2 separate regions of the Mus musculus genome follow, and region 1 is linked to region 2. Evidence: chromatin contacts called from ENCODE Hi-C or POLR2A ChIA-PET data. All regions are on one chromosome and are shown on one strand. Each heading gives the region's core, a stretch centred on a gene start or an enhancer-like site at or near the end of the contact. The rest is flanking DNA. Distances are from core to core; before and after follow the strand shown.

Evidence for each region. A loop is a pair of places that touch in the nucleus more often than their neighbours do. ChIA-PET counts read pairs that join two places held with the same protein, here RNA polymerase II (POLR2A).
Region 1: a map of CH12.LX shows a loop between it and region 2 (1.8-fold over the local background). The contact joins the enhancer-like site here to the promoter of Ppp1r16b in region 2. A Hi-C loop is called at or near these places in 5 of 37 maps with a recorded cell type or tissue (CH12.LX, T-helper 17 cell, heart and 1 more). POLR2A ChIA-PET finds 5 or more read pairs at or near these places in 1 of 5 experiments (embryonic stem cell).

What each region holds. Positions count from the first base shown.
Region 1 is chr2:158,709,095-158,713,921 of GRCm38, forward strand. All of the region lies in intron 2 of Ppp1r16b (protein phosphatase 1, regulatory subunit 16B), which reads left to right. Among named protein-coding and RNA genes, the nearest start is that of Ppp1r16b, 44 kb to the left of the region's middle. Within about 2 kb of position 3,541, at least 1 of the 3 ENCODE cell types and tissues checked has a DNase peak (open chromatin) inside an H3K27ac peak, as active enhancers do; it is heart, where a contact is called at or near this core.
Region 2 is chr2:158,665,004-158,670,164 of GRCm38, forward strand. It overlaps Ppp1r16b (protein phosphatase 1, regulatory subunit 16B), which reads left to right and starts at 2,132. Exons shown (of 11, transcript NM_001159662.1): 1 at 2,132-2,246.

The DNA.
Region 1 (4,827 bases), core at 2,291-4,790, 46 kb after region 2:
CCTCTGTCTGGCTAATACAGTTGCATCCAGAGCTGGTGAGGACAGAGAAAGGATATAGAAGAAAACAACGGCTCAGGAGGGAGGGAGGGAAACTGCACTTTCCCACAAACCCAGAAAAACTGAGATCAAATCCCACATCCTGATGGACAGGGCTCCAGTACCTCAAAAGAAACTCAAAACACAGGCTTTTTGACTGAGGTACTATGAATGCCCTGAACCCCACAAAGGTGATAATGGCAGCCCTACAGGTGAGTCACGTCTTGTTATAAGCAGCCATCCTCCAAGTCTGTTTATGGATGCTCCGTTACTCCTTGAGTAGTCCTGGTGGTCTTGTGGTATGGTTTGATTTGGCATGTCCCCCACATGTCATATGCTGAAGGCTTGGTCCTCAGCATGGTTTAGAGATGGGGCTTTTGGGAAGCAACTGGATCGTGAGGGCTCTGATCTTGTTGATTGACAGGTGGGTTCGTAGTTGAATGGACTTCTCAGAAGCAGAGGAGAGCCTTGTTGGAGGCAGTAGGTTATTGGGAGTGAGCTCTTATAGCATGGCTTGACCCTCTGTGCTCTCACACAACCTCATCTGTTCTTCCCCTCTTGATGCTTTCTGGCAGCCATTAGCCATGTACCCTGGCTCCACCACACCCTTCTGCTATGATGTTCTGCCTCACCATAGGCCCAGGCACAATGGAAGCAGCCAAGCATGGAACCATGAGTCAAGGCCAATCTTTGCTCATTTGTTAAAAAATATTATTACATTCATATTTAATGTGTGTGGGGTGTGGGCGTGAGTGTGTGTACATGTAGAGAGGTCAGAGAACAACTTACAGGAGTTAGTTTTCTCCCTCTACCATGTGGGTCCCAGAGATTGATCTCAGGTAATCAGGTTTTGTACATTGAACCATCTTGATGGCCCCTTTCCTCTTTAAGGTTTTTGGGGTTTTTTTGTGGTATTTTTTTTTCACAGCAATGGAATGCTGATTCACACATCTTGCCTTGGTTGTAGTTAGCGGCAGCTAGTGTGAATCTTCTTCCATGTGATTTTCATCAAGCACAGTGCTCTTAGGGCTCTAAGAAGGCAAACACCAGTGCGCAAGTGTCTGCCCAGCCTTTGTCTGTATCATACTTACTGATGTCTCATTGGGTAGAATGAGTCACGTGGCTTAGTTCAGCACCAATGTGGGAAAAGGCACCATTCAGGGGTGGCCACTGTTGTTATAATCCACCATTCATATTCATTCTAGACTTAAAAAATATTATTAGTATATATTTGTTATACAAGGTGATGGGCTTCCTAATGATAGTGTGCTCAAATGAATTATGTACTTTGACCATATTCTTGCCTTGACCCCTCCCCTGTCTCTATTCTCCACTCCCTTTTTCCCCTCTTCTCAAATAGCTCCTCTTATATTTTCTTGTCATAAATATAGGTATATATCTGCATATGTAAATGTACGTGTGTGTGTATATAGACACGGGTTTCACATGTGAGAGAAACATGCACTATTTTGTCTTTCTGGGTCTGGTTTGTTTTGCTTGACACGACATTCTCTAATTCAGCCCATTGCCCTGCCAACACTGTAACTGTCTCCTTTCTGTTTCAGATGTTTAAATTATTCTTTAAAGGTTCATTTACATATTTGTTTTTGTGTGCCCATGTGTGTGCAAGATGTGGGTGAGTGCCCATCGAGGCCAGAAGGAGGTGTTGGATTCCCTGTGAGCACCCTAACATGGGTGCTGAGAACTAGTCTCCAGCTCTCAGCCCAGCCGCTTTTCTTCATTTTGTGGCTGAGGAATCCCCACGGTGTGTCCACTAGGCTGAATCTAATGGGGCTGGCAGCTTTTCTTTAGACCGAAATCCTCACAACGTGATCCGGTGGCTCCCGGCAGTCACGCTGACTGATGGTCAGATGCAGATGCCTCTGAAGTCCCCAGATCTGCTGCATGACCCAAACACCGCAGCCTGGAGTAGGGAATGCCGAGCGTCCGGTTGGCATGGACTCGAAGATGGCGAGGCAGTCAGGACTCAGTGCTGGGCGTGGGCTTGTGCTTACCATGGATTTTCTTGCTTATTAGCTCCAGAGCAGGCCAGTGATTCATGTGATCTCATAATATTTTACTGCATATACAATATCTTGGGTCAGTGTAAAACAGAGACGGGACCAAGCAGTAAGCCACAGCCAGATGCAATGGGTTATTAGTTCACGGGTGCCGTTCGCTCCCATGGAGATAATAAAACAGCTTTCAAGGAGCAGATGACGGGGGAAGTGGACTCGAAAGGGCCTGTGGGTGAGAGAGGGCAGTGCCGGGGTAGGCCTTGAGGCTCAGAGCATGGAATCATGTGACTCTTAAGTTTTAGCCTCTATTCCATAGCCAGGGGCAAATTACTTCAACTCTTTTGGACTCAAGGTTCCTTGGGAAACTGTAATATTCAGAGTTGAAGACTGGGAAGGGGAGCATAGCTGAGGTAAATATTGCTGTTATTTGCTTCTGGTCTCTGTCACAAAAGGCCAGAAGCAAAGTTAGCATGTCTTCCTGGTCTTCCTTCTCCTGTTGCTGCTCGCCGTCTGACTGTATCCACTCTATTGCTCTTTACTAACCTGTCAGTCATTCACACTGAGGGTTGTTCTTACTGTACTCACCTTCCCTTTAGTGTGAAAGAGACGGCGGTTTGTTTTGTAGGTTTGTTTTGTAACAAGCAGGGCCGCGGTGGTGCGTGCTTTTAATCCCAGCACTCAGGAGGCAGAGGCAGGCTGACCTCTGAGTTCAAGGCTCTACAGAATGAGTTCCAGGACAGCCAGAGCTACACAGAGAAAGCCTGTAAAACAGCTTGACCCCACTCACCCCACCCCAACCCCCACCTCCCACCTAGACACACACACACACTACACAATGTGTCACTTAAAGTGTGTTTGCCTCAGGGAGATCTTTCAGGGTCTCTGTAACTAAAAGACCCAGCCTTTAACTTACTTCTGAGTGATACCATAGACTTTTTCTGATCTATTGAGCTAGTGGGACTGTGTGTTTGGATTGGCTCCGGCAGTGTGTATCTTAATTACAAAACCCCTTTGGCAGGCCCCTAATTAGCGTCTGTAAATTGCTCTCTCTAACCTCTTGGAGCCAATGCAATCTGCTCTCTGGTTATTAAAAGATTCCTCAACCCTGGACAATTTTGTTAAAGCTTTCCCAAGTTGCTTGGCACCTAGCTTTTTTGTCAAGAAGACATGGCGGCCACCCTTGCTGGACGGGCTCTGTGTCTGCAGTCACTCCTTCCGGCTCATGGCTTCCTTCTCCATTTGCTGCCTACGCTACTGAAAATAACTTGTGTTCTGGCAAGCCTGAAATGAGATTCCTTCTGATTTAATCAGAGCCATGGCGAAGCTCTTCCAGCTCTCTAGAGGAATCCTCTAGAGCCTGAGGGCCGCTTAGAGGCCGGGCATGGCAAGGGGGTGGAGCCTGCCGGAGCATCACAGTTGGAGCCCTGCCAGGCCCAGCATGGATTTATCTTTTAGCCTTTTAGAGTGAGACCTTGATGGCTTGCAGGTGTTTTGTGGCCTATGCCACGTGGGGTCCATTGTCTCAGTTCCCTGTAACCTCACCTGACAGCCTCAAAGACAGCAGGCAGGACACGGTGTCCCTCCATGCCAGCTGCTCAGGCTGGAGGAGCCAGTATTTTCCAGATAGGGAGAGAATAGGACGTGTTTGTCCCCACTGAAGCTGGGGATTCACTCAGGTTTTGTTTTTTGTTTTTTTCCCAAAGTGGCATTCAACTAGAAAGTGACTGCCCTAGATAAGAGAAGCTGGGGATGATAGAGTAGCTGATGAGTGAGTGTGGGTGGGTGAGAGTGTTGGCCACTAAAGGAGCTGACAAGGTAAGGAGAGGGACTGGGGACAGGGGACAGGGAATGGCTACGAAGAGGGGGTAGCTCTCGAGTGGGTTAAATGTGAGCTGTGGTGGCTGAAGACAGCCCAGCTGGGAGAGGCTGCTCTGCCTTGTGTACAGCTGCCTCCTGTTAGGGCTGGTGTCTGGGTCACAGTTGGTACCCGAACCCGGTCTGCTGCATATCCGTGGGGTACAGCCCTCCTGGACCAGGCTGCGTTGTTACTGTGACAAGGGGGTGGGTGAGGTGGCTAGGTGAGGCTCTCACCTTGGGGAAGATACTCTGAGGACCTGGCATCACCACAGCTCCACCTTTTCTCACCATAACCTACATTTCACCAGCATCCCTCAACCCCTCCTTCTGTCGCTCAGTTCCTCCCTCCCTCCCTTGCACCGTCTCTCCTCTATCTATCTATCTATCTATCTATCTATCTATCTATCTACCTACCTATCTATCTATCTATATTTTTGAGACAGTAGTCCCTCTGTAGCCCTGGCTGGCCTGGAATTCACTGTGTAGACCAAGCTGGCCTTAAAATCACAGACAGCACTTGCCTGCCTCTGTCTCCTGAATCTCCTGCTGCGATATGCACCACCACACCTGGCCCCATTTATTTATCCATTTGTTTGTTGTCAGTGTAGTACCACAGGCTGGCCTTGAAACTCTATGCAGCCGAGGAGGATCTTCAACTTCTAATCTTCCCGCCCCCTCCCAGGATTAAAGGTGTGCCTCACTGTGTCTGCATTTCGTGGTGTTGGAGTGATAGAACCCCAGGGCCTCACGATAGTAGGCAAACACTCTACCCCCTAAGCTACATCCCAGCCTCCTCCCACCCCTGAGCCAATGTCTGTTGGGTGCTTCAGAGTCAAGCAAATCACCATACACCAACCCACTGATGCTCTTAGGGACTCTCTAAACCTCTCGAACATCCCCATATTTCAGATGAACA
Region 2 (5,161 bases), core at 882-3,381:
CCCAGAGCAATTTATTAAAGACTGTTCCTTCTCCACTGAGCTGCCTTGGCACTCCTGGTGAAGGGGCTGCAGATGCAAAGCCTTCGATCTGGAGTCTCAGTTTTGTTTCATTTGTCTGTATGTTTGTTCTTACAGTTTTACCACATTGTCTCGGTCTTGATTGCTATAGCTTCCTAGTAGGATTGAAATGAGGAGGCAGGGGTCCCCTGAGTACAGTATGCCTTCCCTTTGGGTGTCTAGTACTGTGAGAGATGTCAGTGAACTGTACAACACCCAGATTTGGTACCCCCTACCCCAGTCAAGACTTCGGTTTTCGGGGAAGGGGGGGAACCCAGGCTCTAAGTTCTGTGCATGCCTAGAAGAGAGATAGATGGTTTCCCCTCCCACTCCGCCCACAGCTCTTGATGGAAACCTTCTGCAGAGAACAATGGCCCCTCTGGGTTATTTTAAACTTCACTCTAAGCCTTCTCCACCTGCTCTGCTGTCTCTAATTGCTCCAGAAACAGCGTCATTCACAACTGGATTATTAATGAACTGAGCGGGGAGCCTCGGGCACATGAAAGGGGACTTCAGACTTGGGGAAGTCTTCGAAGGACCCAACCAGAGGTGGGTTTTGTTGTTTTAAGACAAGGTCTCATGTGGCACAGACAGGCTGGCCTCAAATCCATAAGTATGCCTGAGAGCTGGATTTACATGTGTTTGTTACCACACCTGGTACTGGCACACATGCAGGGTACTGGTGTACACACAGGGTACTGGGGGCTGAGCCCAGAGTTTTGTGCCTGCTAGGCAAGCACTCTATCCACTGAGCTATATTTCCTTACTCAACCCACAGGGTTTTGCTCCTCCAAGAAAAGTAACTGAGTGTATTCAGCAAGTAGGAAATCAGGCAGGGTGTAGTGACCCTGCCTTTAATCCCAACATGTCTTTAATCCCAGCACTGAGGAGGTAGAGGTCACCGGATCTCTTGCTTTTAAATCCAGCATGATCCACATAGTGAGTTCTGAGCCAGTCAGGGCTGCTGAGTGAGACCCTGTCTTAAAAGAAAATAAAAAGGAAATCAGTACACTTGGTGTTGCTCCCGGCTTTACCGGTTCTATGGTTCTATCCCTGAGTGTTTCAAACAGGATTACGGGAGGATCCCTGAGACCTAAACTGTGAATCTTGTCTGCCTCCCCAGCTGCTTAGCCCTGGGTGCCTCTGGCTCTAATCTGGAGGCTGGGAAAGTGCAGGAACAAAGCCCTTTGTGGAGAAGAGAACCCCATTGTTCTAAAGTCAGCTTTCAGGGAATGCGGATTCCAGAGAATGTTTGGGATAGGGCTTTTCTCTTTGTCCACTTTCTCCCCTCTCCCTGGGGGGAGGAGCAATTTAAAGGAGCAACTTTCAAAATTAGATTAAACAGAGTTAAACCCATTGCCTTCGAGGGAAGGCACACACTGCAGGATCTTCTGCCCAGCAGCCGCCTAGGTTACATGACAGAAACCCAGGGCGTTTGGGTCTTGTTCTTAGCAGGAAACCTCAAGGAAGCAGCTGGGCCTAGATCTTCCGGGCACCTCAGCTGGTGAGAGTCATCAACCTAGGCATGACCACTTCCTTCCTCCTTCTCTTCACCTCCCCTCTTTCCAGAGCGAAAGAGTGACTGGACTCCACGTCACAGGCCATGGTCTATTGCCTTTTCTCAGGTAAAAGACCTATCTATATAGCCCCGTCCTCTAGATAAGGCCTGGCCAAGTTCCTGATGTTTGTGGAGCCTTCAGAATCAAGCTCAACGTGGGAGATTGACTTTCGGGCACTGAACTGACCCCATTCTCTGCTACTACAGGTAGGATATTATCCCTTTCTGGGCCTCACTGGGTCTATCTGTCAAATGGGAATAAAATACCACCCTGGCTTCCCCCCCTGTCTGTACTGGAGGTTAGAGGTGGGACACAGTCAAGGAGAACTATCCTGAAGCCTGACTGTGTCTCAGCTGCTTCCAAATTCCTGCAGCTCAGAAAAGGGGTCTTCATTTGGAGGGCGCTAAGATCTAGACCTTCTTGTTGCTCGGTGACAAGCCCCTTGGGGATGCGCGGGCCCACCCCTTTCCCCCGGGAGCTGAGGCTCCGCCTTAAGGGAGGAGTCAAGAGGCGGCACGGTGGCTCGCTACCCAGCCGAGCTGGCTCTGTCGCCGCACCACCAGCTGCGGCTCTGGGACCTGCGGATCGAGCCGGGGCCGGAGCCGCCCGGGGTAGGGCTCGAGAGAGCGGGTGAGTTGAGCGGCGCCGCATTCCTCTCTGCACTCTGCGGATCCGGCGGGCAGGTGTCTCGGGCCCTTCCAGTCTGGCTGGTGGAGAGGGGTGGCTCAGCCAAGGGAGGGTGGCTTAAGATAATTGGGGAGGGGGGCGGTGGCGGTGGAGTGTGCTGGAAAGGTGCAGTCTCCCACATCTCGCTATCGGATGGGGAGGCTGGTGTAGAGAGTGAATTGGCAGGGCTGCGATGGCTGGATTCTGGGGGGCGATGTGAGGTCCGTGGTCTGTCTGGGCTACTGTCTGCCAGGGTTACAAGGCTGGGTGATGAAACCACAGAACACCAGACGCCCTGGGCAAGCGGTCTACGAGCCCGGCATGGGGGCGCCGCCCCCTCGCGTGGCGGCGCTTGGTCTGGGCAGGCAGCGCGCTGAGAGCGCTGCTCCGGGGGTGGGAAAAGTCCCGGGGGCAGGCGTCCCTAAGGGCAAACCTGACCTAGTGCGGGATCTCCACCCCTAGAGAGTGTCGGTCGGTCCCGGTAGCCCCCGGCGGGGTGATTCCCCAGAAGGGATGCTCTCGGCCTCTTCGCCCGCCGCCTTGGGCGCGAGCTGCGGGTCCCGGCGCCCAGAGCGCTCCACTCCTCGCGAGTCCCGCGCATCCGTTCCCGCAGGGAGCAGCGCCCCCGAGCGCCCAAGACAGGCAGAAACGGCGCAGCCCTACCCCAGAGGTCAACTGAGGGGTCTCCCACAAGGTCACGCAGAGCACCCTGATCGCCCCGAGTGGGAGCGAGGAGCCGGAGGCTCTCCTACCCGCCTCCGTAGCGGATGCAGACTCTCTTCCTCTGCGCTCCCCTCCCAGCCCTGCCTCCAGCTTTACGGAAGATGTTGCTGATGCAGCTTCCAGCCCCGGGCGGATAATCGGGTCTAGGTGAGCTGTGACTACGGCCCTCTCTGCAACCCACTGGAGCGCCACCACTACTGGCCAGGCCTGGAAGCCTTTGCTCTCCTGGAATCAGAAGGGGGGGGGGGCAGAGATGAGGCTGCACAGAACGGAAAGCCGGTGCTTGTGCGCCCATGTGATTACACTGCTCATAAAGGGCTCCTGTTCTTGCTGTCAGAGGCGCCCACCAGCTCCTGGTTCCCGGGAGCACCAGGTGCGGCCTGTGAATCGCCCTCTGTAGAGGACCCGGAGCCCGATAGTGCCAGGCGCCGTTTCCCTCCAGGCTATCTGGGGAAGGGGCTGGCGGTCGCTCCAGGCCCTCGGGGGGTGGGGTGGGGGGACTTCTCTGTGCGCCTTATCCTGCCATTTCCTGCAGCCAGTAAGGTACCGGAGTAGAAACGGCCTCCGTGGGGAGGGAGCTTTCCTTCCAGGCTGAGCTCCGCACAGCTCAGCTGAAGACTTGCTGTCTGCCCGCGGGCCCTGCACTCGGTTCCCCATCACCACAGATCTCTAAGAAGTGGGGTGAATGGTCGCTGTAGGGTAACAGGGAGGCCTCCCGCGAAGCTCTTGGTGCATCGGAGCATCATGGATGACCCTGCTAGGCAAACCCGCCTTTAGTGAGGGTTTGAGCGGGGCGTGTCCCCTAGCCAGGTGCAGAAGTGGAACCCTGGTGGGTGGTTCTGCAGGGGCTGGGATGTGGGGTTCCACTTTTCCTCCCTCACTCAGTTATGTCACAAAGAGCCAGCTTGTAGGAGGCGGTAGGGACCAGTGACTCCTTCCAGCGTGCTGCCTGTTTGCAAGGCCTTTCCCACTCACGTTCTCACCACCTTCTCTCCCACCTGTCACCCAAATCCCATCTTCTCTGCCCCAGTCCCTGGAATTCTGTGGGCAAGATGACAATAGACCACTCTGTCAAGAGTCTATCTACCATTGTCTCCCCCCGCCCCGCCCCCAGATCTTCTCAGCCTTTGGAATGGCTTCCTTTAAGAAAGCCTCTTTCCGATTCAAGGTGATTTTCACTTGTGTCTTAGGTGCCTCAGACCCCTTGGGAAGTCCCCTTGCGATGGGACAATTCAGCCAAGCCTAAACTTCCTGGTTAGAAGTACCAGGTAAGTAAGGCCGGTATTTGGTGCCTATACAGACTTTGGACTCTTCTGTCCATGGAGTCTGGGAACCAGAGCAGCAGAGGAACAGAGGTTAAATTCTAATCTTGCTGCTTGGTGTTTTTATGAGCCCGAGTCACAGAGCCAGGGGAAGCCGAGGCAAGGAAGTGGTTTTCTTTAAGGCCAGAAGTTTCCTATAGAGCACCTTTGAGTCAACGACTTGTCCTATCTTGCGAGAACCCAGTTCTAGAGCCTCAGGGAACTTGTTCTAACCAATAGCAACCAAGTGGACACAGGGCAGCAGATTGCAAAGGCAGCCTGGATTCAAGTGCTGGGTTTTGATCTCCTAAGACACCCTCTCGTGCTGACCTTACCCGCTCTCCTGTGCCAGCACCCTGTCTTCCAACCCCCATCATGCTTGCTATGCTATGGTAAACAGTGGGTCCCAACGGACATTCCAGACCAGGACAGCCTCTCTCTCAACAATAAGGCTGATCTTAGAGATCAGCCTTGGGGGAGGGGGAAGGCAGGCACAAGCCCATCACAGCCAAGAGTATCAAAACCCAAGGAAGCGATATGAGTCTAGTTGAAATGACAGCTCTAAGCTGAAAAGCCTTGGAACTCTGGGTAAAGCTCTTCCCAGCCCCTTCCCCATTTCTCTTCTGGGTAATAAGAATCCTACTGTGGTCATCTTCACGGGGCTCTAAGGACCTGGTGAGACCACAGAACACAGACACGCTTAGTGGGGGTGCTGGAAGGCAGGGAGGAAGTGACTCTTGTTAGTAACACCTCTGTTTCTTTCTTTCCTTCCGGGCCCTCAGATCCTGCCTCCTCCCCTGCTACAGGGAATTCATACTTCTTCTGACTCCAGTTCTTGGGACAGAGAAAGCCTCT